Linked DNA regions of Homo sapiens: regions 1, 3, 4, 5 and 6 are each linked to region 2. A link is an interaction called in ENCODE POLR2A ChIA-PET data of the cell type or tissue named here. Cell type or tissue: MCF 10A. All regions are shown on one strand. Links, peaks and the distances in the headings refer to the core of each region. The heading gives the core; the rest is flanking DNA.

Region 1 (5,218 bases), core at 623-4,622, 87 kb before region 2:
AAATACATGGATCTAATATGAAATACAGATACCTGTTGCCACCAAAATCTATTTCCATTTGTGCGATACTTTTCTTATTTAAGACATTGATAGTCTATTAGGCTCAGTTCTTATCCTTTATTCAAATGTACTTCTCTTCCTATGCATAAGGACAACACCTCACTTACATATCTACTCATATATTTCTAATGAATACCATCTGTGTTTCAGTATGATCTGTGGATTCAGTTAACTAGTCTTTTCCAGATTCCCAGAAGTTAAAGAATTTTTTTAAAAAAGAAAAGTTACAAGCTCACTTACCCATTCTGCCACCTTGCTCTGTACTTTTACCTCAGGGTGACGAAGGATGTTCTGAATCACTACGGATATTCTATAGATAATTCCATCTGCCCATTGGAAATAGGATTAGTCCATTAATTATATGTTTATAGTTATATAATTATCAAACAATTTAAAGTTATGATCATGTAAGTCTTACATAATCATATAGTTTTATTCATAATCACATAATTTACAATATAAGTTAAAAGAAACACCTTCTACATAGGCAAAAAAAGTTCTGAAATATTTTGATGTTAAGCTTATTGACCTTCCAACTTCTTAGAAATAGTTATCAATTAGCTTACTCTTATTACTTGCATATGTTTCTTCATATTTTTAATTCTATAGATTTCTTATATCTACTGTCTGTAATGTGTTAACTGTTTTCATGTACAATTTGACTTCTTATAACAGGCATTATGCTTTCTGTGCATTATAAAGAATGATAAAGAGTTTGGGATGTGAAAACTTGAATGAGATCATATGGAGGAATTAACTTGAAAAAGCAGAACAGGCATACACATACTTACTACCCTAATTCCTCTCCTTTTCCTCTCTTTCCCCTGCTTAATAAAATACTTCTATTAAACTACTAGGCTGCATTTCACCAGACTTTTCATCAAAATTTCTTAAATATGCTCATTTATACCAAAATAGAGGGAAAAAAAGAAACAATATTTGCAGGTAGAATTTTCATTGGACTAAATCACTTGAAAAAGAAAATAAAAAGAAAACCTTATTGTAAAGAAGATTCTGCTCTTTGGGTGGGGGGAATCTTTAAAGTAAACTGATTTTTTAAAATGAAAAATCAAACTCACCAGCAAGGGTTTGCTAAATAGCTGTAAATGGGTGCTTTAGTCAAAGTAGCTAGTAAGAAAAATACCCTTTTAAATTATGGTAAGATACAGAGAGAAGAAAATTTTTTGAGTCTCCTTTGTTGATCATCTTTCTTCATGCTTATGTTTAGGTAAGTCTTAAGTAAAATAGGCACACAAAATATAGAAATACATAATTATAGCAATGTTGAAGAAAACAGTAAAAATTGTGGGGAGGCAGTAGAAAAAAAAATGTAAAAGTTTGCCTCTGGGAATTTCCAAATCCACCAAAATGCAAATTCCAGTCCCACTACCAAAGGAATGTCTTTCCAGTAAGAATCAGAGTCTTGTGCTAAACAATATAAATTGCTGCCCCTGGATGTAGTAATATAAATATATAAAACTGGCACAAGTCCAAGCACAGGTGAGTTTAATTTATGCAGACTATTTCAACTTCTAAAATTCTTCGGGTATTTTAATGATCTTGACTTTTATATTCCTTTAAAAAATGTTCTGAATGAAAAATATTTGGAGGAACATATAAAACAAATAATTCATATAAAGATAACTTTTACACTGTGGATCTCATCAAATAAAATCACAGATGTTCTGAATGATTGGGAGGAAATTCAGAATTGCAAGGGTCAAAGAGTTATTTCAGGATCCTGATAATATTCTGTGACTATACAGAAGCTTCCCTACTTACAGTTCAAGATCATTCAACTTTACGATGGTGGGAAAACAACAGGCATTCGGTGGAAACTGTACTTCTAGTACCCATATGACCATTTCACTTTTCACTTTAAGTTCAGCATTCAATAAAGTACATGAGATATTCAACACTTTATTATAAAATAGACTCTGTGTTAGATGATTTTGCCCAGCTGTAGGCTAAGGTAAGTGTTCTGAACGTGTTTAAGGTGGGTTCAGCAAGCTATGATGTTCAGCAAGTTGGGTGTATTAAATGTATTTTTGACTTTTGATATTTTCCAGTATTTTCAACTTAATAGTGGGTTTATAGGAATGCAAACCCTACCGTAAGTGGAGGAGCATCTGTATTATCAATGCTAGCAGAGTATCTGAAAAGCCACCACTAGATGGAAACCTAAAGCATGCTTTTGTTATAACAGTAGTATTTGTTCCCTCTAAGGAAAATATTGCAAAATTCTAAAAATCATTGACATTTCTGAATTTTTAAGAAAGCATCCAAATATTTAAGATGTTTTCTTTAAACATTGTTTCCTGCCCCAGTCCACTTGTTATACTTATTTAAAATTTTGGAATAGTGCAGTCAACAAGTAACCATGAGAAAAGTCCAAGAGTGAACTGTCAAAGCAACATAAAAAAATATGCCCACTGAAGGGCTGATGAGCAGGGTTTTGGACTACAGCAAAATAATTGGCTTCAACATTGCCATTGGAGGAAATGCATAATTAAGACACACTTATGCAGGATTTTCCATGTTACCATAGCAGTAAAGTTGTCCTCTCTTACAAATGTTAACAACACTCACGGTGTTTTAAAAGCTATTCACAAATCTTCATGTGTTCCAGAGACTTCAAAATATGTATGTACTATCCTAATAATGACATCTAGGCCCAAAGAATTTATTATAGACATTAATTGGGGAAAAATGATTTAAGAATATATCCATTTTCCATTTAGATACTTCTTTCAGCATGTAGAACTTCAAGCAGAAATCACTGTCTGCCATTACCAATGTATCAAAACAACATTATTTTTTGTAGGTCTCTCTCCAATTAATCTTTCCCTTTTTTATCTTCTTACACTTTTTTCAGAGTTTCTTGGAGAATACAGAAATGACACTGCTCTATCTATGCTATTTCAAGGACGTAAAATACAGGTTTGAAATGATAGGCCTATTTGAAAAAATAGACGTTAAAATATAAACCAAATGCTAATCTAGACACCTGGTTATTTCTTTGAACTAGTGATGAGGCAATTCTATTACGACAGTGGCATTTACAATATGACTGGCATCCTGCAGCTCCTACATACACAATTTCTTTAAGACATATGGCATAAAAAGCTAGAGTAATGGATCCATTCAAATGATCTTAGAAGGAATTTGTTATTTAAGCAGCTAAACGTATGTGAGAAACTGGAAGCAGTGTTACAATCTGTACTTACTTGTAAACTAGGTTTTTAGAACAATAATAGAGACTAATGGAGTTAATTCCTTACTTGGGTTGCTTGTGACAACCTCACAAAAGCTTACTATTCAGTAGCTAGTGATGTTTGAGCAGAGAAGATATGATTTGGAATGGAATAATAATTAGTCCAAGAGCTTTTCTTGGGAATGTAATGGAAAACATAAAAAAGATCATTATTTGTGGGAATCCCCAGATTACCCATATCCTGAAATATCTGTTTGTGAAAAGTAGCTTTAAAGACTTTCTTAGTGTACACAGCAGGTCCTTGAGTAACATCATTTCATTCAACAGAGCTTCATTACAAAGTTGATGAGGAGACGACTCAATGCCTGGCCAGGTCCCCTGTCTGCGTAGGGTCTGCATGTTCTCCCCTTGTCTTCATGGGGTTTCTCCAGGTCCTCCAGTGTCTTCCCACATCCCAAAGCTGTGTACCTTGGATTCACTGGCCTGTCTACATGGTCCCAGTGTGAGTGGGTGTGGGTGTGTGTGAGTGTGCCCTGCCATGGGATGGAGTCCTGGCCAGGGCTAGTTTCTGCCTGCTGCCCCGAGCTGCCCAGATGGCTCCAGCCACCCGCTACCCTGAACTGGATGGAATAAGCAGGTTGGAAAGTCAATGAATGAATGGCTACAAATTACTGTAAAACAAAAATTCATAAAGTATAAGATAATCATATAAATGCACGACAATAAGTGATACAGTATGAAAGCACTCGGCAAACCCCCATATTGGTGATTGTTTTGGAACTGCTTGGTGGCAGGAGGTGCTCCTCACAATTTTCATTGTGCAAAAATTTGTTTCTTGATTTAACCCACCACCGCCACTAAGACTGCAGTCACTCACTGGCTCACCCAAAATTGGGCAATCAATTATCTTACTTGTTTTCACTAATGTTTCTTAAATGTATGTACAGCTCATATTAACTGCAATGTTTAATATTAGAAGTGTTTCGGCCTTTATTTGGAAGTTTGGTGATGTTTCTGTGACCAGAAATATGCCGTAGGAACTTAACTCTTGTTTATATCAATCAGCCTATGGTAAGATTGGTTTCATTACATGTTATTTTACTCAAAGTCAGAATTTCCAAGAACCTATCAATGACATTAATGAGGACTTAGTGTAATTTGAGGTATCAGATAAAAGTCCTATTGCAAACAACAAAAATAACTTCACACAGAAAAACAGGGACATTTCACAAAAGCCAGGAAAACAAATTCTATTGATATACTATGATAAATATATCTGATTATCAAGCAAACTCAACCCCTCTCCTCTCCCCACAATGCAATATTGTTATTGATTAATTCAGTAAAATTCTGATAGCCAAGAGTTAAAAGGAATGGACAAATTAGATAATAGATTTGACAGTTGTGCCAATCTTTCTTACAGTAAATAAAATAGTATTCTCTAATATATCAGAATGTAAGCCTGAGAATCTTTACTCTCTGTTTCCCAAAGAATAAGAAATTATTAATGTTATATCAATGATGATAATCCAGGACATGACATTAAATAGCATGTATTCATAAGGTGAAAAAGTAATTCTCTTTTCAATTATTTCAAATTTGATTACATCAAAGAAAAAAAACTTAATATAGTCTGTCTCTAATACTTTGTTAGTCTTCCTTTTTAAAAAGATAATAAAGGCTTCAGGCGCTAAGATGTGAGAAGGCAATAGGATACAGGGAGAATTTTAAAACATTGTTTACATTATATTTATATTCACTTTTTACAACTGTGTTATAACAAGTAGGACTGGTTTCACTTTACAATTGTGAAATAGATTTTCCCAAGTAAACACAAATGTTTACATTAAAAAGTGAGTCAATTTAGGAAAAAAAACATAGTAAATAGTATAGGTGGTTCAGAGACATGGTAAAAATAACAATTGTTAAGATGGTACACAAATT
Region 2 (5,218 bases), core at 844-4,843:
TTTAAAATGTGTGTTGGGGAGTGGGGAAGTAGGGAATGGAAAGTGCAGGAAAGTGTGGAAAAACAGGACCTAGGGGGCAGGTCTTTCCCCATGTACTGAACTGAAAGAGTAAATTCATGTAAGATCCAGGAGTTGGGGGAAGGAGTGTTAAGTACCAAGTTCTAGAAATTGTTGTACATGAGTTAGTGGAAGGGGATAAAATGTCTGTCACGGTGTCCGTCCAAGATTAACTAAAACATCAGAAGGAAAATTACCTATTACAAGAAAAAGAAACTTCTTAGTTGGCCACAAAAATAAGCTTGGCCCTTTGGAGTACAATCTTCCTTTTCCCATTCTGGAAAGCCAGACGGTGCTTGGCGACCCTTTCATGGGGTCGCTGTGCGCCACCTCACCATTAGGATGACAATTCTATGGAGGCAAAACCTTTTAGGTTTCTCTGTTTCAATGCCCCAATTCCCCACGCCCCCCATAAGTCTATGGAAGTCCCCTCAAATCCTATCACGTAACGTGGCGTAACCCTTAATTACTTCCTAAACTACAAAGCACACTGAAAACATTTTCTGCACACCTTAAAAAAATTCAAACACCCCAAAGATCCAAGAATAACTTCTACAGTCAATGGTGACAATGTGTAAAGTCAACATTTTCTCGGCATACTAGTACCTTCCAAGCCCCCAGGTGTTGATTCCGGAGAGCGCCTTCTTGGCAGGGCCAGGCCTCTGGACTGAGGAGCGGTGCCTGTTACTCCTTGTTTAATTTGAATTGAAAACACGTTTTCCCCATTCTTGAAGCCCTGCCCTTCTTATTAGGCTTTACACCGCCCAAATGTGAGGTTTACCTCGCTGGGGGAAAAAAAACAGCCACACACACATGTCACAACTCCACTTGGCAATAGTCCTACTCCTCAGTGCCTCGAGGGGCAAACTGAAGACAAACCGGTTTATTCCCTCCGTGCAGTTGAAGTCCTTATAAAATCATTTCTCTTGAGGGTGGGGTGGTCGGGGAGGGGGCGACAGAAGGTGGACACAGATAAAAGAGTGAAGGAATTCCAAGCTGAAAGGTGAGACTTACATGTTGACATTACTGCGCCGAGGTCCCCTTTGGCCGCAAGATCATCCTCCACCACTTTCCCGCTCTGCTGCCGCTGCTCCACCCAGGGGGAACCCAGGCGCCCCAGCCCTGCGCCGCGGCGGGACCCTCCTTTACGCCGTTTCTGGAGAGTTCATGGGCTTTCCCGACGGCGCAAGGTGAACCCTGGGCGCGGCAGCGTTCAGCGCAGGGCCTGCGGACGAGGAAGCAGGCTGGCGGCAGGTCCCTCCTCGCAGGGAAGTTGGCAGGGTGAGGGCGAGAAGCTGAGGAAGTAGGGTGTGCGTGGGGCTGGTGCTGAGGAGACCGGGCCAGGCAGGGGTGCGCGTCGCAGGTCCTCGCCCCCGCTGGCGGGAGGCGGGACTCGGCCACCACCCTAGGTACTTGGGTCCCCCTCGCGGGCGCAGGCGACTCTCCCCGGACCCGTGCGCTCCGCCCGCGCTTCCGGCGTGACTGGAGCTGGGCTCAGGTGCGGCGGCCCCGGCGGCGTGCGGCGTATGACCCGACTCCGGCTGCCCTGGTCTGGGCGCTCCGCGGCTGGGGCTGTCCCGAAGGCGCAGCTGCCCCACACAGGATCTTCAACCCCAGGGCCGAAAGGGAGAAGTCGCCCCGCGGGGCGGGACAGGCGCTTTTGGAGCGAGCAGCGAAGGGAGAGTGGCCGGGGTCGGCGATGGGCGCAGAGCCGGGCTCAGCTCCCCAGCTGGGAGGGGACAGGGCGGACCCGGAGGTCGCCGAAACGCCGGGAGCGCTGAACCCCAGAGACCCTCGGCGAGAGAAAGGAGAAGCTGGGAAGGCAGGCGCTCCTGTGGCATCTCCCCAGCGTTTGCAGCCTACCCGAGTCCCCGCGCGGGTCCCCCCGCCACGCTCCCGGGCTGTTGCTTTGCTTCACTTTTCTGCCACTTTCTTTACTTAACTTTTCTGTCTTCTCTGACTAGTTCGCTTGCTCGAAAAAATGAAGGGATTTTAACGGGGGGCTGGGAAGATGGTCACATAACATTTTATTGAGAGGGATTGATTTGCCAACGTAAATCCAGCTGCTTGTTGGGGAAAGTTAGCTGCCTGCTCTCCAATGCTCCTGTAAAGTAGCTGTCTGGCAAAGGGATCTGGACACACCTCCTTGGGAATGAGAAGAGAGAAGGGCTCACACTTGGAAAGAGGTTTTCTTCCCATTGTGTACTGCCAGAGTTAGTCCACAAAATGCTAGAGGCAAACCTTCCGGTGCCAGGGCTGTATGCACATCCAGAACCTCAACAGCTCAGCTTGCACGGTGTACACACTGGCACATGCACAGGCCATACACAGAAGTGCCCTAACAATTATTTCAAGCTGATTAGCTTATGATAGAGAGCTGTTGGTGGGTGCGGGGGGTGGGAAGGAGGTAAAGCAGGACTTACTCACAGTTACAGGCAGAAAGGAAGCTGGAACGCTGCCACCAATTCCAGAGGCCTGAACATCTAGGGTGTGTTCTACTTGTCATTTTTATCAGTATTCATTTTGATGAATAAACGGTATGATTAATAGAGACGCTGAGTTGTAGCATTTAAGGGAAGCTAAAGTTCTTCTGCCCAACTGTCTCACGTTAACAGGTAGGGAAATGAGACTGACAAGATCTGAGGTCTGTGCACACTAGCTAGAGGTGACCAGGGGCTAAGATTAGGTTTCCAGACTACCCTTTTGAGTCAGTCGCTATTACACGGTATAGTCCCAAAGAAATTTAAGGGCCACTCTTGGAATTTTTTAAAAGCAACATGTATTTCACAGTTTGTGGGTCAAGAACCTGGATGCCCTTAGCTCAGTGTCTCTCAGGAGGCCACAATTGGAGTGGTGACTAAGGCTGTGGTCTGATCTGAAGGCTGGACAGGGGAAAGATCTACTTCCAAGTTCACATATGTATTTGTTCCAGTCATAGAATTTTAAAGTTAGAAGAAACCTGGAAACATAAGAGCAAATAAATATAAATAACTGCCAGGCACGGTGGCTCATGCCTGTAATCCCAGCACTTTGGGAAGCTGAGGCGAGTCAGTTGGGGTCAGGAGTTCGAGACCAGTTTGGCCAACATGGTGAGACCTCATCTCTACTGAAAAAAAAAAAAAAAATTAGTCCTGGTGGTACACACCTGTAATCCCAGCTACCTTTTCTGAGGCAGGAGAATCACTTGAACCCGGGAGGTGGAGCTTGCAGTGAGCTGAGGTTGCACCACTGAACTCCAGCCTGGGCAAAAGAGCTAGACTCTGCCTCAAAAAAAGAAAAGACATATAAATAACTTCATTATTCAGTGTTCTCCAGAAAAACGGAGCCAGCTAGATGTGTGTATGCACATAGATATATATATTTTAGTTTTAAGGTATTGTGGAGGTACTAGTGCAAAATTTACAGTCAGGCAGCCTGGAGATTCAGGGAAAAGTTATAGTCCAACTCCAAATGCAGTCTGGCAGAATTCCTTCTTGCTTAGGGTAGATCAGTCTTTGTTCTGTTAAGGCCTTCAACTGATTGGATGAGGCCTACCTGCAGAATGGAGAATAATCTTCTTTGTACATTGTCCACTGATTTTTTAATAGTTTTTATTCCGATTTTCTTTTTGACATTTATCTTTAATTGACATATTATAATTGTATATATTTATGGGATACAATGTGATATTTTTATATTTTTATTCCATGTGGAATGATTATATCAAGCTAATTAACATGTCTATCATTTTTGTGATAGGAACATTTGAAATTTAGCAATTTTGAAATATGCAAGGCATTATTATCTATATTCACAATGCTGTGAAATAGATTTCAAAAACTTATTCCTTCTAACTGAAACTTTGTATCCTTTGACCAACATTTCACCATTCCACCCCACCTCACCCTCTAGCCTCTGGTAACCACCATTGTACTCTCTACTCTTATGAGTTTGTTTCAGATTCCACATATAAGTGAGATTATTTGCTATTTCTCTTTCTGTCCATCAGTGGATGAATGGGTAAAGAAAACGTGGAATATATACACATCAGAATGCCGTTCAACCTTTAAGTTAGAAATTCTGTCATTTGTGACACGTGGATGGACCTAGAGGACATTATGCAAGACCCACTGATTCAAATGTTAATCTCATCCAAGAAACACCATCAGAGACACACACAGAATAACGTTTGGCCAAATCTGGACACCATGGCCAAGCCAAGTTAACACATAAAATGAACCATGACATTAACCGAAAAAAAATGGACATACATCAAGAAGATAGTAGTTTTCACACGTGCCATTATTATATGTTAAAATGTTCATAATTTTATGCATTGAAATTAATATATGATCAGAATCATAGCTAAAATATTTCAATGAATCAGTGCCTTTCATTGGTCAGTTTGTTAATAAAATCTGTATATTTTGACAGTTTTGTCCTCAAACTAAGAATTTGTTCTTTTCTTTTGAAAAAGCATGTTAGGAAAATGGAGTGTATAGTGGAAAGTACATAGTCTTTTAATGCAATAGACCTGGATTCTAAACTTGACCCTGTGATTTCTCAGCATTGTGAACTCTGGCAGTTTACTATGTAAACTAAGCTTGATTTGTAAAATAAGAATAATAATACTTATAGTGTTTAACTCGTAGAGCTGTTAGGCAGATTCAGTGAGACATTCTGATGTCATTAGACATTCTAATGACATGAAGCACTCAGCATATTTCCTGAAATTTGCTAATATTAGTTGTCTCTGCCCGACCTATTATCATTATCCTAAACTGAAAAGTGCCAAGACCACATTCCTCTACATACAGGAATCCTCTGACAACATTCCAGACAAAATGAATATTGAACATCTGTTTGAATCCCTTAACATTGATGCACACTCAACTGTGAGAAGCTTCCTCTTTCTGTGGGTTGAATCAAACATTCATGCTTTCAACTCCCATTCAGAACAAGCACATTCTGTCATCCACAATAAGCCTTTCAAATATCTGAAGACAGTTATCATCTCTCTGTTCAGCCTTCCTTCATTCAGTTTTGACAGCCCTAGTTATTTTAACCATTCAGTGTCTGGCTCCTCACCACACATGTGACTTGCCCTTTCCTGTGTGCATGTGAGTCAACGTCAGCCCTCTTTGCAATGTACTCAAAGTGGATTTCAAACCTCAGCCCTGAT
Region 3 (5,218 bases), core at 753-4,752, 78 kb before region 2:
AAGTTTTGAGCTAATTTTTTAGTAGAAGTAGATTTTCATTGTTGCACTAAATCTCCCTCTGACAATTAACAGACTTTTTCCAACAGCTTGAGTCTGAGAAAAATTGGCTAAGCTTATAACAAAGCATATTGTATCATAAACACACACAAATACAAATATATATGTATATGTGTGTATACACATATATATACACACATATATAATATGCACGATATTTTAAGGGACATTTATATAATAGTGGTTTTATTCTAATAAATATTTCAAAACTTTCCTGTGGGAATGTGTAGGCACAGCTCGCACATGAGCTAACAAAAGATACATAACTAGGTAAACGGTATGCATAAGCAGAAAATAACCTAACAGTTTAACAGTATCTCCAGAGGCATGGTTTCTTCATCCTTGATACCTCAGGGCACTTGACCCAAGGAAAGAATCATGATACTTCAGAAAGGCCTGATATTACAGGCAGGCTATGACATGACACTGACTGGCAAGAAGCTCTTGTCACAGACCTTTACACATTCACTCAACAAACATTTACCTATTGCCTACATTATGTGAGGTACAGAGGCCAGAATGATGCTTTAAGCTAAGTCGCTGCTCTCAGGGAGGCATGAAAGGGAGATGGCGTCACAGTTCTAAGTGCTATTAGGGAAGTGCTCCGAAGGTGGCAGTGGCCCAAAGGAGGATGTGACAGCAGCTTGGTAAGAAAAGCGAACAGAAAATCCATTTCAAAGAAGAAGGCCCATGAGGCACAGGAGGCTGTGAGAGAGCCAGGGGTAAGAAAGTAGAGATGGGTATTTTACTGGCAGACAGAATTTCTAAAACAAGTACCAAGGAGGCACTGAGACGGTCTGTGCACTCAAGTCACTGGGCTTTGCTAAAGTAAAGTAAAAACTGATAAGGATGATCAGATACACAAACAATGGATAGCTGCTGTAAGGCTTTGGAAAATAGCAACACCATGAGCACTAGAACCCTCTGTCTTTCTTCCAGTGGTTAATCCCACACACTAGAACCTTGAGTGGTGGGCACTCAAGATTGTAAACCAAAAATGAACTTCTAGGGCCCCCCACAACCATCTGAATGGACTCCTCCTCTTGGCCGAGGTCCCTCCAGAGTTAACCTGAAAATCGAGTTGAGGCCATGATGGAAGAGAGGGTTGGACATGCCTCATTACACCCCTCCAGCATTAACATCAACATAGACCCTAAGTCTGATAAGAAACATTTACAATCTATCCTCTGTGAAGCCTGTTACCTGGAGGCTTCATCTGCATGAAAAAATCTTGGTATCCACAACCCTTTATTTAACCCAGACATTCCTTTCTACTGATAATAACTCTTTCAATCAATTGTCAATCAGAAAAATTTTAAATCTACCTATGACCTGGAAGCCCTCTCCCCACTACTTTGAGTTGTCCCACCCTTCTCCAGATTGAACCAATGTAAATCTTACATGTATTGGTTGATGTATTGTGTCCCTAAAACATATAAAAGCAAGCTGTACCCTGACCATCTTGGGCACATGTCATCAGGACCCCCTGAGGCTGTGTCACGGGTGTGTCCTTAACTTCGGAAAAATAAACTTTCTAAACTAATTGAAACCTGTCTCAGATATTTTGGGTTCACCAGGTGAACTAACATTGTGAACTCTTTTTCTTTTTTTGAGATGGAGTCTCGCTCTGTTGCCCAGGCTGGGGTGCAGTGGCATGATCTTGGCTCACTGCAAACTCTGCCTCCCGGGTTCCCGCCATTCTCCTGCCTCAGCCTCCCGAGTAGCTGGGACTACAGGCGCCCGTCACCACGCCAGGCTAATTTTTTGTATTTTTAGTAGAGACAGGGTTTCACCATGTTAGCCAGGATGGTCTCAATCTCCTGACCTCGTGATCCGCCCGCCTCGGCCTCCCAAAGCGCTGGGATTACAGGCGTGAGCCACCGTGCCCGGCCTGTGAACTCTTTCTTAAAGGCAGTGAGGGAAAATGAGGAGGTAGGCAAGTAAACTATATTTCATTTGAAAACAATCATTTAGGTTCTACAACCAAAAGAAGGGAAACAGAAGCAGGACTACTACTAATAATTCAGCCTTGATATCATAAGTAATAAGGATTGACAGAAAGAGATAGATACAGATACAAGAAATTTAAAGATAGAATGCATAACATTTAGCAACTAATTAAAGACAGAGGAAAAAAGGAAGAATAGAGGACGTTTTGCTAATTTCCAACTTCAAAAACTGGTACATATCGATCTAATAAAAGGAGATAGGAAATAACAGAAGAAGAGCAGACTTAGGTGGGGTAGGGTAAACACTAAGTCCAGTAACGGAAACTGAGGTGCCTGTGTGACACCTAGACGCAAAAGTGTTTTTGTAAGAGGTGTAGCCAGGAAATACTCATCAGAAGCTATAGAGTGTTTGGGATCACTGGAGATAGATTGTAGATTTGAGAAGGAAACAGGATGGAACCACAGATATTTCTATATTTAAGCATCAGATATAAGAAAAAGAGCTATAGACTTAAAAAGGTAAAAACAGCTTTTACAGAGGTGGTTTTACATAATTTAAGAGAAGAAAGTTTAATGCAGGGTGTGACAATATCAAGAATACCAGAAAGGCCAAGAATTATAAAGAATGAGAAGACCTTTAACTTTGCATTGGGATTTTGGTAGTAACTCTATAGAAAATAGTTTGAGTTGTGTGGGAATGATGAAATCTAGACTGCCAAGGTCTGACGAGTGAATGCAAGAAGAGGAAGCTTGGCTGTGAAAGGAAGCAGAGAGAGGAAGGGGGAGTTTTAAAGATTGAAAACTTAAGCAAATGCACAATGAAAAAAGAACATTTGAAGAGGCAGAAGTTAAGGCAGGACTGAGGTGGAATTTTGTCTTGAATGCTTTTTGCCCATTATTCCCTTGCATCACATTTACTGTATGCCCATTTTTTGTAGGACCTCCCTTTTGTAGGTACTTATATTTTGTAAGGGACTTCCGCAAACTAAAAAGCCTTTAAAGTTCAGAGACTAATGAAATCTCAGCCTCTGTAGCATGCAATAGAGGAGACCCTGGAGGGAGTTCCTGTGGTTCTCATATTACACACAATGTTGGCAGTCAAGGGCTTCTTAGGCCACTTCTGGCACTGATACAATATCTCTGGAAGACAAAGGGAGATAAGGGCTCAGTGTTGTGGGAAAGCAGTTTTTAGGCAAACTACATTCCCAGTATGTTAAAGAGCTTAGAGGTAAAAATAAGAAAAGAAAATCAGAAGAGCTATGATTTAGAGCAAGATATTTAACAATTTTCTTGAACATTTCATCAGTTTCATTGCACAGTAACAAGTATAAATTTCAATATGTAGCATTCTTTTATGGGAAACTGCAACAATTACTTCTCAGTATTTTAGTTAGCTGTTCCTTCTGGGGAACTTCTAGTTTAGCAAATTGACATTGCTTTAAACACTCAATAAACACTATTTTAATATGATCCAATATAACAATAAAAATCACACTGGAATATTTTTAAGTAAAAATGGTATAAATACAAGTGACTAATTTAATTAAAAGGAAATTTAATTGATAAATGAAAACTTGCATTACAAACACACCAAAATAAACAAATACATGAACTATCAAAAGTATATACAAACTTTATTTCTACCCAGTTCCATTTTCAGCATATCTGCATAAAAAGTCAATATCACAATCAGTTTTCTTTGGCTGATGGATTTACACATCAGGAGGTTGTTAAGAAAGAACAAACAATCCACTCTCCTGGATAATGATATGTTTTATCATCAACAAATTGGTTTTAGAATATGATGTGTATGTGTTCACTGATTTTCGAGGCTACCAGAAAGGTGTTTTCAGGTGTTTACTTAATATTAATGAGACAGCCAAATGTCTAGGCAGATAAAAAGGGGCGCCCGGAGAATCTCCCACCCGCCCCACAAGTGTTTACATCAGATGCTTTCGTGCAGATGAGGAAACCTGCCCAGGCCTTGCCTGAGCCTGCCCATAGAGGACTGGAGCCCGACTTGTGGGAGGTGGGTGGAGCCACGGGGAATTCATGCCTTATGCAGGGGAGGAGGCTGCTCTCTCCAGCTCCTGTGGGGACCTGGGAATCAATCAGTGAGGTGGAGGGCCTGTTGGCAGGCCTCCGTCTCACTTTGCTGAGCTTTTTGTTGTTGTTTTTTGTTTTGTTTTTCCTTTTTGCCCAATAAAGTCCTGCTCTACTGACCACTCGATGTGTCCGTGTGCCTAAATTTTCCTAGTTGTGTGACAAGAACCCGGGTTCTAGCTGAACTAAGAAGCAAAGTTCTACAACATTAACAGCAACATTTAGAGCCAAGTTTTCTTGAAAAAAATGTAATCACTGGAAACAGGCAGTTGAGGAAAAGCTCTAAAGCTGTTAATCCTTCTCTATCTGTTGTACTTTCCAAATTATGCTACTGAAAGGAGTCACTATATGTTAATATTTACACAAGTTGTGGTAAAAAAGACTGATGTGTAGCCCACTGCTCCTCTCATACCTACTTAATGATACTCCAAATAACTGAAGAGCAAATCCTCACAATAAGTTGCAATAACAGAAAAATAAAAACAGTAATTCCTTTCATTTTTTTCTTTGCAGTTGCTACTAAGATGAATTTTTCAACTTTTCATAAATAAATATATTTAAAGTGAAATTTAGTCATCTATGTTCATAAAGAGTTTGGGCATCCTCAGAGTATAAAGTCCTTTGCAAAGATAAAATGATTTATCTTAATTTTATTATTTAAAAATGATTTAGTAATCTAAAAATATTACATTCAATCATTTGTTAGAAGTGCAAGGGAGGAGCCAATAATGAATTGAAGTTTTATAGCTATGAAGAACAGAACTGTAATGATTATGAAACGGTAAAAATCCAAGAGTTGATGAAACCTTAGCAAACTCTGTAAAAAATCCTAGAGAGGGAAACAAAAATACAAATCCAGAAATTTCAGAAAAGAATAACAATAAAGTATTTATGAAGTGTGTCTTATCTCTACAACCACAGTAGCTAACCAATGGAAGTGCCTAATAAATGCTTGTTAAAATAAATGTAATTTGTTTGAACTTAGACTATTCATTGCGTTATACTGTACCACTCCCTCAGGAAAGAGTAGTAATCAGTAAAATAAATAAAACTAGTAGAGAAGGCACTGTCTGTTCTTTGTGAAAATTGACGGACATCAGCCAGTATCT
Region 4 (5,218 bases), core at 718-4,717, 72 kb before region 2:
TTAGCTCATATTAGCCATTCCACAATGTATACCTATATTAAAACATGTTGTATACCATAAACACATATAGTTCTTATCAATCAATTAAAATAATTTAAAATAATTTTTTAAATGAGTATTCCCAGACATAAATACTAGACAAGGAGACAGGAGACACGTGTTGGAGCCCACCAACTGCCTCTGCCACTTTTTTTTGTCTAAGCTTCAGTTTCCTGGCCCGTATAAAGGGAGTGGCATAAATCAGCATTCCCATTTAAAAGCCCATCAGGGCCAGATGGCCATCTAAAGACAAAAAGGGGGCTGGAGTGGGAAGAATAAGGGGTTGCTAAGGGCTAAAGTAAACTGGGAAGCTCCTTTGAAAGCAGCAGCCACCATTTAGCTCCAGCTGTGTTGGCCATGCAGATATAGTAGCCTAGTGTATTCTGTTTACCAGAAAAATCCAAAACTTCATTTTTATGTGAAATCTAATTGTTTAATATTGGAAATAATTCATCAATTAAAAGCACTGTGTGAAACAAATGTAAATGAACAGGAACAAATAAATGCTACTACCACCACCCATGTCGTAGGGCTAAACTAGCCTGTGGGTGATTGGTTTGTTTTCCCTGGCTGAGGAGATCTAGCAGGTCTTTTCTAGTGCTGTCCAAAGTATGTGGTTCAGCAAAGCGGACTCTCAGTTCTTTAGACTAGTTTCAGGGGGTGGCAAATGTTCTCCTAAAGGGCTAGACTGTAAACATTTTAGGATGGCAGGCTATACTGTATTGATCACAATCAATTAACACAGCCATTGTAGCACAGAGGCAGACAAAGACAATATATAAACTAATGGGCATGGCTGTGTTCCAATTAAACTTTATTTATAAGAACAAGGGAGCTTAGTCCCAGCTACTCAGAAGGCTGAGATTAGAAGATTGCTTTAGCCCAGGAGTTTGAGGCCAGTCTGGGCAACACAGTAAGACCCCAACTTAAAAAAAAAAAAAAAAAAAAAAAAGAAAAGAAAAAGAAAAACAAGTATTAAAAAAACATGTGTGCTGGGCACAATCCCTCATGCCTGTAATCCCACCACTTTGGGAGGCTGAGGAGGGAGGATCACATGGGGCCAGGAGTTCAAGACCAGCCTTGACAACACAGTGAGACCTCATCTCTACAATAAATGTTTTAAAAAATTAGCTGGGCATGGTGGTGCACACCTGATGTCCTACCTACTCAGGAGAGCTGAAGTAGGAGGATCACTTGAGCCCAGAAGTTCAAGGTTATAGCGATCTCTGATGGCACCACTACAGTCCACCCTGGGGGACAGAGTGAAACCCCGTCTCTAAACAAACAAGTAAACAAAAATGCATGGCCTGTTACAGGCCCTCCTAATTTGCCAACCTCTGGTCTAGAGAAATTCTTAGAGAAGCTTAGGAATCCCTGTAAAACTGAATCATACTTTTTCATAGTTAGGTATCCAGGAAGTATTGTGGGAAACAAATATTATTTGTTTGAAACAAATATGTTAACACACTGCAAACCTAGTGTTTTCTCACAGAATGCACTGCTGGCCAGAGAGATGGCTCTTGGACCTTCATACTTCTCCCCTGAGCAAGAATGAGCTTTAGCCTATCCTGGTACTAAATCTAATATCTAATCCTGTTTATGATGAATGACAGTCTAATTTATACTGGTTAGAAGAGCACAGCTCTAATACCAAACTTTCCAAGCTCCAATCCTGGCTTGGCTACTTACTAATTAAGAGACACTGGATAAGTTAGTTAATCTCCACGTGCCTCAGGTTCCTTATTTGCAAAATAGGATCAATTATAGAACCCGTAACATGGGATCTATGGTGTAGGTAATCAACCAATATGTGTTAAGTGCTTAAAATGACATTTAGTACAAAATGTGTGTTCAATTTAAATATAAGTATTAGCAATTATTAACATAGCCATATTTGTTTTGGTTGCTGACATCTTCAAAACATTGTCCCATAAAAAGGCAAATATTAGAATGGTCTATACTATGACTTCTTAATAATGTCCCAGTCTATGGTGAAAAGAGACCCCTGAATTAAAGACAGTCACCCAGAATGCAGGAAGTGCACCATTCCCTCTCCTTATTCTTCACTGTCCCACACCAAACATACACACCTGACTTTCTCAATTTCTTCTCTGATAAAAGACTTCTCAAGGAGTCCCTGAAGGTCCTTTCTAGCTATCCTAACACTGAGAGAAGATCTTAGGGAACATCACCAGCTCTTATAAAGCTCTGCAGTTCCCTTGTGGAACAGGGTTGTGGTTTATCTACTTTCCAACATCCTGCAAGGAAATATCTTTCAAATGACATCACTTCACAGCCTTTCCACCACCTGTAGGAGTGCCATGGACCACACGAACAGGTGGGTAACAGGAGTTCTCAGGCCAGAAGGGCAGGCATGGGTCTGAGAAATTGGGAGGTGGCCTTGAGTCATCATAAGGGTGCTACTTTGCTCAAAGCGTGGGAATAAATTCCCAGTAAACTTCCCTCCAATATCATATACAAATTACTTTTGAATACTAGGCTCCTTCTTCTCCTTTTTAATTGAGAGTTATGTCTGTGACTAAAATGTATATATTATCACTGCCTTAGATTTAGTCATATGACATTTAAAGTTGATAATGAAACTTCTACTTTTTGTGTTTGAATCAGTCCTATAATAAAATAAAGGCTTCCAGAATTAACTTGTGTAAATGGAGAATATTAGGTGGAGATCTATTTTAATACAATTTTTATCACACAGAATTATTTCTCAAAATATTCTGCATTTAGCTACTTCCAATAATAGCACATTTACAGTCTCACAAAGAAGAACCAGAGACAGCACAGTATTTGAAACAAACTATAAATCCTCATTTTAAAAAAAATGGAGAAAAATGTTCAAAGAAAAAAATGGATAATTCCTGATTAAGATTTTCTATAAAATGGACAGTTTTGATATTTAAACTGGCTGAGTAAATACTATTCTCTTAGGTGCTGGTTGTTTATTTAAGTCATCCAATTGAAATTTAATTCCAGGATGATATAGATCAGTTTATTACTGTATCACCTTTGTGATTAAAAACAGTAACTGGGCCGGGCACGGTGGCTCATGCCTGTAATCCTAACATTTTGGGAGGCCAAGGTGGGCCGATCACGAGGTCAGGAGATTGAGACCATCCTGGCTAACACAGTGAAACCCCATCTCTACTAAAAACACAAAAAATTAGCCGGGCATGGTGGTGGGCACCTGTAGTCCCAGCTACTCGATAGGCTGAGGCAGGAGAATGGCGTGAATCTGGGAGGCAGAGCTTGCAGTGAGCTGAGATCTCATGACACTGCACTCCAGCCTGGGCAGCATAGCGAGACTCTGTCTCAAAAAAAAAAAAAAAAACAAAAAAAAACAGTAACTGGCCAGGCAGGGTGGCTCACACCTGTAATCCCAGCACTTTGGGAGGCTGAGATAGGTGGACCACTTGAGGTCAGGAGTTTGAGACCAGCCTAGCCAACATGATGAAACCCCATCTCTATTTTAAAAAAATACAAAAATTAGCTGGGTGTGGTGGTGCACGCCTGTGGTCCCAGATACTTGGGAGGCTGAGGCATGAGAATTTCTTAAACCCAGGAGGTAGAGTTTGCAGTGAGCCAAGATCACCCCACTGCACTCCAGCCTGGGCAACACAGTGAGACTCTGTCTCAAAAAAAAAATACCAATAACTTACTTATTAATTTCTTTTGTTTCAAGCCTAGTGTTAACATTTGTATTTGAGATTCCACAATTATAACTATTGTTATATTCGTGATAAACTCTGTGATATTTTATGACATAGGGAAAACTTAAGAATGGTAAAACCAAATGTCTTGATGGAGCATGCATGGCTTATAATCAAATGTGTGCTATAAGAGCTGAGCAGACGACATTTTAAAAATTAAAAGAGCTTTTTAATGACAACATATATATATATGTCTATATGTGTGAATATACATACAGGTACATTTGTGTGTATGTATAATTCTTTGTTGACAATCATATTCATAGAATAATGCTAAAAAAAAAAAAAAAAAGGAATACGCTACAAACTCACCACAGCTTAGGTTGCTTTCAGCTTTCAGAGCTAGGTTTGGGATATTCCAGAAGTCATTTTGCCAGTCGACTACATTCCCTTTCACATTACAGCTGAGGTTGGAGAGGATTTTGGCATTCATGGTAAAATTCCAAAGTCGAAAGTTATAAATGTCCCCTTTTAGAGAGACAATTTCATTTTGATTGGAGCCCAACAACAATTTCCCATTCCCAGGAATAACTTTACTAATGGTAGAATCACATGGAACTGTTTCATAGTTTCTTTTGAAATTTACACCAATAGAGCCCAAAGAATTATTCCAAACAAGGCAGAGCTGTTCAAAGCTTTCTGCAAAAATGTCTTCTTTTTCTTTGACAGGTAATGCATTATTCAACAAACATTTTGAATCAGAAATGGATAGAAAGTAGCCACTCTTGGCCTTTCCAAAACTGAGCAATTGTGTGAAGGATGCATTTGAGTAGGAGAAAGCTGTCCAATCACTGTCTTCATGGCCAACTTTGGTTGCTTCAAAGCAGAGTGTGAAAGCACTGAGCTCTGGAATAGAGATGCTTTTTGCAACAGATACCTGGTAAGCATCTGATGTCTGGGGTAAAATGACCTTTTGATTCCTTAAGGACACGGCAACTAGGACAAAACATAACAAGAAAGATAAACCTGTTAACTTCAGAACACAGACTAATGTGATGCAAAACATCAAGCCCTCCATCGCTTTCTACTAGTTAACTTTTTACCTACCATTTGCCCCATCCCTCCCCTCTTACTCATCTATCCTCTGTCACCAGCCCATTACCAATCGTCTGATATCAGTAATAATAAGAAATTCTACTCATTTCATCTCTAGTCATGATTGGATCTCACACCTAAACTTTTGAGTTACAGCCAGCAAAGTTGATAAGTATTTTTTAATCCTGAAACTAAGAAATTAACAATTTAAAAACCCCAACTACCTAATTAAGGAAATAACTGGTTTCAGGAAGGCTTTGTTTATACATTAAGATTTTCAAAAATACTACTTTTCAAATGATTTCTAAACATAAATAATAGTTCTTATTTTCATTAATGATTACTTTTCACTCTTTCCAAACATTCCTGTACTGCCATCTCCCTTTCAGTTACTCTATATCCTCCTATTTTTTCCA
Region 5 (5,218 bases), core at 519-4,518, 56 kb before region 2:
CCCAAAGTGCTGGGATTACAGGCATGCAGGCATGAGCCACTGCACCAGGCCAGCACAGATACTTTTTTTGAGACAGAGTCTCACTCCGTCGCCCAGGCTTGCATGATCTCGGCTCACTGCTGCAACCTCTGCCTTCTGGGTTCAAAGGATTCTCCTGCCTCAGCCTCCCGAGTAGTTAGGACTACAGGCATGTGCCACCATGCCCAGCTAATTTTTGTATTTTTAGTGGAGACGGGATTTCACCATGTTGGTCAGGCTGGTCTCAAACTCCTGACCTCATGATCCGCCCTCCTCGGCCTCCCAAAGTGCTGGGATTACAGGTGTGAGCCACCGGGCCCAGCCACAGATACTTTTTAAAGCCTTGCTCCTTTTTATATAAACAATACAAAACTACCAGTGAACAAAGATCCTTGTAAAAATCACTGTAGCCCAATTCTAAGGACCTGACAAATGACGAGAAGAAAGACAAAAGCTAGCAAGCTGCACTGACAGTTTGTGGAAATAACTTAGCAGTCACAGTGGCAAGGCAGACTTATTCTACAAGGACTGAATTCACTGAAGTGAGCCTAACTGCTGATGATAAGACAGAAAAGCAGCAAAGTGACTACTCTTATGTTCATCAAAAATTTGTCTCATTTTGATCTTATCTGCTTTTATTATACCTAAAGAAAGACTCAGGAAACTTAAAAGACACACACTCACCTTATGTTCATCTCATATGAGAATGTCACAGAAAATCTTTCCATATGGATTACCTAGGCAGCATTGCAGGGTGGAACAGGTTTATGTTGGCATTAACCAGAAAAATACTGCTAAACACTACCAACATAAGTAGAGAATGTCTTAGCTTCATAAAAGCTAATTATAGTTCTAATACCCATGAAGGCAATGATGTCATTACTGGCTAAACAGCACATAACTAACTTCTTGAGCACATGAAAGTAGCCAATGAGATATCTATATAAAGTACTGGGACCATACATGACTCACAGTAAGATGCTTAAATAATATTAGTTTTCAGTGTTGTTGTGACTGTGGTTGTTATTAAATAGCAAAGCATGTTAGCCATATTTTAGTTTGTTCATTAATTAATCTAACTTACTGAGCCCCTACTTCCTTTCATGTCCAGTTTTCTTTTAGATGTCTTTACATATGGTCACCAGAGGGTTATTGCTTCCTATTTATTCCATGTTATGTGGTGCAGGTGAAGGACCTGAAATTAGTAGCTAGAGCAAATTTTGGGTTTACAAACTTACCTTCCCAATAAGTTGGGAGAATATATTGGGAAAAAGATGGTAGTGGCAGGATAAGTGTGCTTGTTAGCTCAAGTTTTCCAAACGGGCCTTTAATTTGAGGGCATAAAAAAAACTCATTCAGGTTTGTGCACATAAATGGAAGCAGTTTAAATAGCCAAGGTTTGGAGCAAAGCAAATTATAGGTGCAACCAGCATAATTTTTCCCCTTTATGGAACACTTTTTATGTAAACATCTTAGTAATAAGAGCTGATGTAAAAATTCCATAATACAGATTTTTTTAAATAATGTTTTTTTAAGAAAAATTTCCATTTTTACATGAACAGCTTGTTTAAATATGCTATCCATCTAATGCTTTAAATTAACTCATCACTGGAATTAGTTTTCAAAGTATTTATAAAATGTTAGCTTTTCATATAGATCTCAGGTATAATGTATCAGGGGAGTATGTATGTATGAATGAGAGAGAGAGGGGAAGAGAAACAGATGATCTTAATTTTTTCAGCAAACTCTGAAAATGAACTTTAAAAAGTTTTCTTCTATTCAAACTATCTTCTAGCTAAAATCACAAGATCTAGCTAAAAAAAGATATTTTATTATTGTGGAAAAAATCACTGTGGGAAGGACAATATTATTATGAAACTAAACTAGAAGCTCTCTCGAGATCTTCCCCAGACCTAAACTTACACAAGATCTTTTCTTTAAAATTTGAATACAAGCCATATAAACCCTTAAAACATATTGTTGTGAAACACAATAACATCTGGAGAGGGAGGGAAATAAAAATAATAAAAATAACTCTAACAACAACTAACATCTAGTAAGTGATTACTTTGTGCCAGATAAGACAGACTAAATCACCTTCCTTTTGAAGTAATTCGTGCTTATGTGGTTATTTGGCTATGTTCGAAGTGAGATCACAGTGGCTTCTGGTCTTGGCTCCTCCATTAGCAAACCATGTGACCTTGAGGTAGTCACTAGCCCCCGAGGTTCTGATTTCCACATCTGAAGAAAAAAAAAATCCCTTTTGGCTCTAAAGCTCTACTATGGGTGGCAGATTCAGGTTATGACACATAATAGAGCCTCAATTTTTCCCTTTACTACAAAAAAGTTTCCAAGGAAGTTATGAAGACATATGATGCTTCACTAAGGAAAGGAGTGCCCTGTATAGTTCACAGGGTTATGAAGCAAGAAGCTCTTTTTGAGTGTTCATGAGACTTTGTGTTCATTTGTCCACTTTGGAGCCATAAGTCTGAGTCCCTAAGGGACAGCCAATACAGGTTGCATGCAAGTAGAGCTAATGGTCGGCAAACATCCTGACTTCTGGGGTACATTCCTACTGCTCAAGAAAATTTCCACATCTTGCTAACAGTACTTATTGTGCTATTTTGAATATTGCTGGCTTAGAATTATAGAGCAAGCTTTGACAGATTGTGAAGATTTAGAGTGTGGTTACATCAGGAAAAAAATCACCTCCTTTCTACTTAATACAGCTGCTTTAGCGTGCTCTTGATGCCTAACAGCTTAGTTTACAAAAAATAGCTTATTACTTTTATAAAGTTAATAGAACTATTGAAAAGCAAGGTTGAATTTCGGTTTGCCACATCATTGCCAAAATGTTTATCTAATTTCAAATTGCACTGGGCTGGGGGTGAGGCAATGTATGCATTAACCTCATAGAGCCTCTGGCAGGTTATGTACAAGAGACAGCTCACTCAACTTCCTATCTTTCAACTGCTTTACCTATGCCCCAGGGGGCCTCCACATCAATCACAAGTCTGCGGCAAAAACATGCTTGAAAAAGTTCACGAAGTTCACCAAACTTTATAATTATAACTTTCCAGGACAGTATAAAAATCGACTTGCTTACTGTCTTCTTTTAGCCAGTCATATTTTTAAACTTCAGAAAAATGGCAGAGTAGCTTGTTCTCGGTGGGTGAGTAAGGGCACACCTGCAGGCAAGCCTTACAGAAGGCCAAACCACAAAAAGTGGGTGGGCTGGGTGGTCTACAGGGCACACAGTGCAGCATGTTTCCAATAGGAGGCACAGACCTAAAAATAGAAGCTTGTCAGTGCCCCCAGAGGTTTGAATGGTGGCAAACCTCACTCCCTGTCGCTGGAGAGCAGAGGTGTGCTCAGCTGCATTTGTCTGTTCCACTCACTATCGAGGTGCAGTTGAATGATCATTCAAAATCTCTGCAAAATTGCTTCTATGCTCTTGATTACCATTTAGCTTTGTAGTGGTATTTGAGAGAAAGAGAAATATTATTTTAATACTTAGATTCCTTCCATGATCCCATTTAGAATATCAAGTAGGGATGTTCTATGGAAAGTCATTTTGAAATAATAATAGGTATATTATTATTATAACCCTAAACTATAACACAGTATAGTCTCCCCACTCTCCATGAAAATAACACTGATAGCTGGGAAGACTGAGCCCCAGTGATTACTGAAATTATATAGAGAGGTCCATCTTACGGAAAAATTGAAAGGGAAATTTCAAAAAAAAATGCCAATTTAGAATTTCAATATAAATACAAAGTTTTAGATACAAATATATTGCTCCTCCAGAGAAGAGTATCTAATGGGAAGACTATGTGCCATTTTGCCATCAAATCTCAACCAGGAAAAGATGAGAAACCCCAGGTTTTTGGTTAATAGTGAATTAAAGTAAATAGGAGATGTTTGGATAATAGATCACTCTATAAGTTATTCGCTAAGATAATCCGAGTTGAATCTCTATTCAAAGAAATCAAAATGATTGTCTTCTCCCTATAACATAATCACCAGACTTTCAGTTTTTAGGATGAACAAGGCATCAGGCATTTTACTGAAGGGCCATCCAGCCAATGTTGTACAGCTTCTAAGTAGATGAACTGTTAGTTCCATTATGCAAACTGAGCCAAAAAAATTTTTAATAAAACTTGATTTGCTTGGGAATTAATGTTAATAGTTTACATATATGCAATTTTGTCTGAAAGGAATAGCTTTTAAATTGTCAAAAACATTTTTTCTGTAATACGTCCCTTTTAGGGATCTCATTTTACAATGTTTTACAGATTTCTTTTCTATAAAACTAAGTCATAATTCAAAAGCAAACAATGCAGATGAACTTCCTTGATTACTATTTGTCTTATACAAATAATCAATAAGAAATGTAGGTATCACACTGAATTTGAAATTCAGGCTAAACTCCTGGCCAAAACACAAAAGAGAATGTATGAAATGATTTCATAGAAGACTTAATAATGTGTAACTGACAAACTGAGGATTATATTTGGCCATTAAAACTCAAAAGTTTTTTTGTTTGTTTGTTTGTTTGTTTTTGAGATAGAGACTCGCTCTGTCACCCAAGCTAGAGCGCAATGGCACGATCTCAGTTCACTGCAACCTCCGCCTCCCAAGTTCGTTCAAGTGATTCTCTTGCCTCAGCCTCCTGAGTAGCCGGGATTACAGGCGCGTGCCACCACGCCCAGCTAATTTTGTATTTTTAGTAGAGATGGGGTTTCACCAAGGTTTTTTTTAATAGGAGAAAATGAGAAGAGCAAAATCTAAAAATTATTTATTATTTTTAAATATCTGCTTACAGGAGGGCTGAACATTAAACATCTATAATTCATATAAAGCTATTTTGGACACAAGTCTAAGTTTCTATTTGAACTGGTTTCTAAGTTGCTCCTATCCCAACATCTTTACAGCTGCTCTCTGCATGTAAAGTCTCCATATACTTGACTAGAAATAGCACATTGCCTGGGTGGAACTTTCTGTAATGTTTCGGTTTGAAAGAGGCTACTGTCCTCTAAAGCACATTATTCAACAATTAGATTTGGGCTGCTGAAGCAAAAGACAAAGACAGCACTATATCCTATCCAGTTCTACCCATTTGCTTCATGACGTCATTTTTAGGTACAGCCTTTCAATTCAAAGTTTGATGTTTTTATACAGCTTTTAGTGATGTAAA
Region 6 (5,218 bases), core at 440-4,439, 62 kb before region 2:
TGCCTCAGTTTCTCCACCTTTACACTGGTGATAATAACAGCAACCACTTCCCAGAGTTATTGGGAGGATAACATGGATTAATATTGGAAAGTCCTGGAAGTTGTACCTGGGACATAGTTAGCACTAGTTAAGTGTTGGCTATTATTAATAATTACTATAACACAAAATTAGTGCCTTAAAATTTTAAGAGAGGTAAAATAGCACACCACTTTAGTAGAATTTCTTTTTTCCTTAGGCACTCAGAGGGATAGAAAAAAGATAAAGATGACACTCATAACATGAATTCAGAAGAACATTTGATACATTCTTCCATATTATTCTTACCTTCAGTGGCTAGACAGCATTTAGAGATAGTGCTACTAAATAATAATTATCTTAAATAGATGAAATGTCAGTTAAGCTAGACACAGTATCATCCTCTTCATTATACTTATAGAGCAATTCACAATAACAAGCTTTCACATATATCTCATTTAACATTATAATAACCCTGAGAATTATTACCACCTCTATCTTTAGAGGAAACAAATGAGGCTAATATAGATTGGATAACTCACACAAAGTCACACATCTAATTGATAGTAGCACCAAAATTCAAACCAGCCCTTCTGAATGTAAGCCTAGTATCCTTCTAAGGAAAAAAAAAAAAAAGTTGCCACAATTAAACAAAAAATACAGAACAAAACGGTGAGCTCAAGTGCTTCTTTAAGAGACGTTTTTTAAACGGACAATTTCTTAAAAAGAGTTTCATAGCCCTAAAATAAACCTATTTTAAGAAACTCATTTGGAAACATTTTAATAAAGAGTATTAGGAAGTATGAAATATAGTGCTTTGAATTTTCCAATTTGGAGTAGTCAAATATCACTGCTAATTGATTCCTATACTATGAGCTAGCCTAGTAAGTAATTACTTTGATCTCTCTTAAGAGTCAGGGCTACCTAATTAGATGGTTACTGAAGTAGCCACTGAATGAGGTATTGGTAAAATCAGGATTAACACATATTCTAAAAGCTACTCAACTCAAAGCATCTGGCTCAATATGTTCTCAAAGACAGATATGGTAACATATTCTTACATATAATTATAAAAGCAAGGTTTTCAAGTAATCCAAACAAACAACAAACCAAATTCCACCCTCAGTTCTTGCCTATGCTTACAAATATTTAGCAGTAATTTACTTGTGCGTATTTTTACAAGTTTATTTTTCAATGAAACTCTAATCTATAATGAAAAGTCTTCCAGTCACGCCAAAGCCTAATTCAATTGATAAATAACATTTTGATATAGATTTAATAATCATTAACTTGTGAGGTTTTTTTTTTAATCTCAGATTTGGATTCTTACTCTACCTTTGCCACAAGTACTTCTTTATAAAATCCAAATGCCTATTCTTTAAAATCTCTTTAAAACAAGAATTTTAGATCCCAAGAGATAAATCAAAATGGAGATCAATTTTAGCTTCTTTCAACACAGATTTGTGGATGATATTGAATAATTGCTTCTTCTAGACTGTGTTAAATGGTGAACAAAATGAATTCATTTAAGTAAATCTTGATCTCTATTTGAACATATATAAAATTGCAGCTAATGAGCTTGTAGAAAAACCTGGTCAGTGAAAATTATCTCCAGAAAATTTAGCTTAAGTTGCCTGCTTGGTCTGCATTTATTCAGTCATTATTTGAATTATCCATGAGGATATATTAAGTTCTAACACATGAAAAGCTCATTTGTTGCTTAAAAACATTTAAAATATTTAGTAGTCTTGGTGGCTTCTAAAAATTAAACCTAAGGGCCAGCAACTATGAATTCTAGAATCAGTTCTAATACCTAAGTCAGTAAAGAGCCAGGATAGCCACATACCATTTCTCCAGATCTAAGTAAATTGCTGTCAGATGTAACATCATTGAAATGTAAAATATCAATAACATTTTAGATGCTGGCATTTATCAAATGATTGATAATATGCAGAAATGGACGACTTCATCAAAGTAAGTTATTTTAAGTGATTTCAGACCACTATCCAGATTTTTCAAGATGGCATAGAATCCAAGGCAATCTGGCTGTGACATCTGTGATTCTGTTAATGTGACAGACTTGGCAAGCATCCCCACCACCCTCACCGCTCCTCCTCAAGCTCTGCACTCAAAAATAGCATTTCTACACTTGAGGAGGGTCTTTCTTAAAGCACGGTTACATTGGTCATTCCAATCCCCTACCAGAACTTCTGACAGACATGCCAGAATACCAGTTCATTCACACACTCCTCCTAAAACAATGGTTTCCTGAGTAAACCGGATAATTGTTTCATTTCCCTCTGTAATGGGTCAACCCCAAAACGTTCTTTGGAAACACCCTGAATAAGGAGCTACTTCAACGACTTAAGCATGAGTTCAAAAGGGTACCGCTTACTTGAATCAGTTCAATTAAGCTTGACATTGCTAGAAAATGAACAAGATGTTGAACTGAAGTTTCCTTGATGAGGCACCATTAAGACTGACAATTTTTTGAATTTCCAAAGATACCCACATGCACCACACCCTCAAACACATCTCTTTCTTCTGTAATACTGTTAATGTTTAAACTTTGAGTTCTGTCTTTCCATAATCATGTTGGCAAGAGAACATTCCATGCCTGACTGCAAAAGATAATACTTTCTGAAGATCCAAACAAATGAACTGTTGTAAATCATTCCAGAGTCAGCCTGTTATGTAGATATACATCACTTGCAAGAGGCTTAGACACACAAGCACATGGGTATGCATATGTACACACACCCACACATATTTTCGTGGGAAACTATTCTCTCTTAAGCAATGGTTGAGGCTTTTCCAGCTTTAAAAAAAAAAAAACAATCTAAAGGCAATGAATAATTTGAAACAACATAAACTGCATGGTCTATCACCAAATCTACCTCCTGGTTAACATATTCATTCAAGTTCCTTATTCTCTTCCTGCAAACCCCCAACTCTGGATTAATCCAGCTGCGGACCTTCTTGCTCATGAATCCATAGGCCTCTGAACTCAGTTGATAAGAACTTACAAAATTTCACACAGTGTTTATACTAAAGTGGCTTCCATTTTTATTTCACTCATCCTCTCCAGCACTGGATGCCTCTGAGCACACGCTGCTTCTGGACAGTCTCTTACCCACAAATTCTCCATTCTCCTCATTTCCTTCCTGCCCTCTCAGCCCTCTCCAAGCACCACCTCTGCTACCCTTGCCTTTACAATCCTTTCTGTTTGGCCGGAGGATCTCAGACAAGCAGCATGGGCATCATCCGAGAGCTTGTTGACGCACAGAATAACCCAGACCTACTAAACAAAATTTGCATTTAAACGAAATTCTTGGATGATTAATAAGCAAGTTAAACTCTGAGAAGTACTGCTTTAAATAACAGTTTACTACAAAAGCTACTCAATCTTCTTAGGTACAACTTCTCCCAAGAGGATCTGTCTCCTCTCACACCTCTTGCTGTCATCTTTATACTACTTGGTCCAAGGAGTAAACGCCTGACCTGAAGGGAACCAAACCACAGGCTTTGCCAATCAACCAAATGCTATCTTTCTCTAAGAATTTCAAGTTAGAGACACACACAACCAGAGAATGACAAAAAGAAGAATGATGACATTATAGAAATTCAAAGGCAGCAGCTGCCTTGGCCACTTGGAAATACAGGAAGCTAAGGGGCTAGAGAGCAAATGTAGAGGCTGGGCGCAGTGGCTCATGCCTGTAATCCCAACACTTTCGGAGGCTGAGGTGAATCACGAGGTCAGGAATTCAAGACCAGCCTGGCCAACATGGTGAAACCCCATCTCTACTAAAAATACAAAAATTAGCCAGGACTGGTGGCACATGCCTGTAATCCCAGCTACTCAGGAGGCTGAGGCAGGAGAATCACTTGAACCCAGGAGGTGGAGTTTCAGTAAGCTGAGATCACACCACTACACTCCAGCCTGGGTGACAGAGCGAAACTGTGTCTCAATAAAAATTAAATAAATAAATAAAAGAAAAGAAAAGAAAATGTAGAGCACAAAGATGAGAGAAAACCAGACTTTTGAGAAACAGAGGTGCTTTAATTCCAGCCATTCCACATCCAGTAATGAAGGGTAGGAGCTGTTCCTTGTGGCCTGTCCTAGAATTATATGACAATAATTCTTATTATACCTGCTGCTCTACTACTTTACTTGGTTTTAGTCGATTTCTGTTGGTTGCAACCAAGTGTGCCTCAAGCCAGTACTCTAATAGAGCTCTCCTCTATGTTCAGCTCTTCTTTATATATACTCATTCTCGCTGGCTAATCTCATCTGAACAAAAGCCTTCATTATACCTAAATGTTCATCACATACATGTGCTACTGAGCACCATATCCTAGCTTTGCAAATACCTACTCAATATCTTCACTTGGATATCCCATAGAGCCATCAGTCCAAACATCATTCCTCAAATAATTTGTTTTTATCCTCCTTATAATTGTTAGCAGCATGAACATCACCCAAATTAGGACTCTGAACATCCCTTCTCTCTTCTTTCTCCCACACCATCTCAAATAATTTGCCAAGGGCTATGACATTTGTTTTATTCATAGTTGTTAAATCTGCTCCTCATCTCATTCCCACAGTTTAAGGTCCTGTAGTTTAAGGTTCTCATCCTTTCTCTCTTGGATAAAAGTTTGGTCTCCTTGTCAATATTCTTGTCACCTGCAACTAACTCATCTTCCACATCACTACCAGAAAGATCTATCAATATCCTAGTATGAAGGTAAGTTTTCTCTACCTCCAAATCTTCTCTGGGATCCAACAAGACAAGTCCCTTGACTGACATATACAGCACTCCTTATTAGCTCTGTTCACACTTCCTGTCTCTTCTCATCTCCCCACATCCCCGCACTTAATAAATACTTACTAAACATTTATCTGCCTGACACTGTGCCAGGTTCTGGGAATACAGTCATGTACAAGATATAATCTCTGACTATGGATTATTGGAAATGCAGATAAATAAGTAGATTGTGATCATACAATGTGATAATTGCTCTGATAGAACAGTGCTATACTATAGCCTGGGTTTAGACTTCATAGAAACAGTACCATTTCTAACCAAATCAAGAAACTGAGATGTAAATATGCAGTTTGGGAGTGAGCCAAGTAAAGGAGGAAGGCAGAGACAAAACAGAAAAGAGTGTCCTGGGCAGTGAGGTCAGCAGGTACAAGACAGCA

What was found. Peaks named below come from ENCODE experiments on the same cell type or tissue, not always from the same donor. Only the 100,000 strongest peaks of a DNase experiment are listed, where the experiment ranks them.
Region 1: POLR2A ChIA-PET joins it to region 2 with 11 read pairs; 13 of 35 experiments call an interaction of 5 or more read pairs at or near these places.
Region 3: POLR2A ChIA-PET joins it to region 2 with 74 read pairs; 14 of 35 experiments call an interaction of 5 or more read pairs at or near these places.
Region 4: POLR2A ChIA-PET joins it to region 2 with 12 read pairs; 14 of 35 experiments call an interaction of 5 or more read pairs at or near these places.
Region 5: POLR2A ChIA-PET joins it to region 2 with 29 read pairs; 5 of 35 experiments call an interaction of 5 or more read pairs at or near these places.
Region 6: POLR2A ChIA-PET joins it to region 2 with 13 read pairs; 15 of 35 experiments call an interaction of 5 or more read pairs at or near these places.

The regions. Positions count from the first base shown.
Region 1 is chr6:142,385,426-142,390,643 of GRCh38, reverse strand. It overlaps ADGRG6 (adhesion G protein-coupled receptor G6), which reads right to left. Exons shown (of 25, transcript NM_198569.3): 7 at 301-386. Among named protein-coding and RNA genes, the nearest start is that of ADGRG6, 86 kb to the right of the region's middle. In MCF 10A, for the core only: a CTCF peak has its summit at 2,233 (motif pointing right); a DNase peak (open chromatin) is centred at 2,233.
Region 2 is chr6:142,298,185-142,303,402 of GRCh38, reverse strand. It overlaps ADGRG6 (adhesion G protein-coupled receptor G6), which reads right to left and starts at 1,396. Exons shown (of 25, transcript NM_198569.3): 1 at 1,072-1,396. The coding sequence starts at 1,073. RefSeq lists a silencer at 1,467-1,606. In MCF 10A, for the core only: no CTCF peak of the experiment used is centred there; DNase peaks (open chromatin) are centred at 1,392, 2,302 and 2,492.
Region 3 is chr6:142,376,217-142,381,434 of GRCh38, reverse strand. The region is part of intron 4 of ADGRG6 (adhesion G protein-coupled receptor G6); the gene reads right to left. Among named protein-coding and RNA genes, the nearest start is that of ADGRG6, 77 kb to the right of the region's middle. In MCF 10A, for the core only: no CTCF peak of the experiment used is centred there; DNase peaks (open chromatin) are centred at 3,104 and 4,034.
Region 4 is chr6:142,369,655-142,374,872 of GRCh38, reverse strand. It overlaps ADGRG6 (adhesion G protein-coupled receptor G6), which reads right to left. Exons shown (of 25, transcript NM_198569.3): 4 at 4,080-4,703. Among named protein-coding and RNA genes, the nearest start is that of ADGRG6, 70 kb to the right of the region's middle. RefSeq lists enhancers at 1-63, 21-622. In MCF 10A, for the core only: no CTCF peak of the experiment used is centred there; a DNase peak (open chromatin) is centred at 2,392.
Region 5 is chr6:142,353,749-142,358,966 of GRCh38, reverse strand. All of the region lies in intron 2 of ADGRG6 (adhesion G protein-coupled receptor G6), which reads right to left. Among named protein-coding and RNA genes, the nearest start is that of ADGRG6, 54 kb to the right of the region's middle. In MCF 10A, for the core only: no CTCF peak of the experiment used is centred there; a DNase peak (open chromatin) is centred at 2,246.
Region 6 is chr6:142,359,441-142,364,658 of GRCh38, reverse strand. The region is part of intron 2 of ADGRG6 (adhesion G protein-coupled receptor G6); the gene reads right to left. Among named protein-coding and RNA genes, the nearest start is that of ADGRG6, 60 kb to the right of the region's middle. In MCF 10A, for the core only: no CTCF peak of the experiment used is centred there; a DNase peak (open chromatin) is centred at 2,748.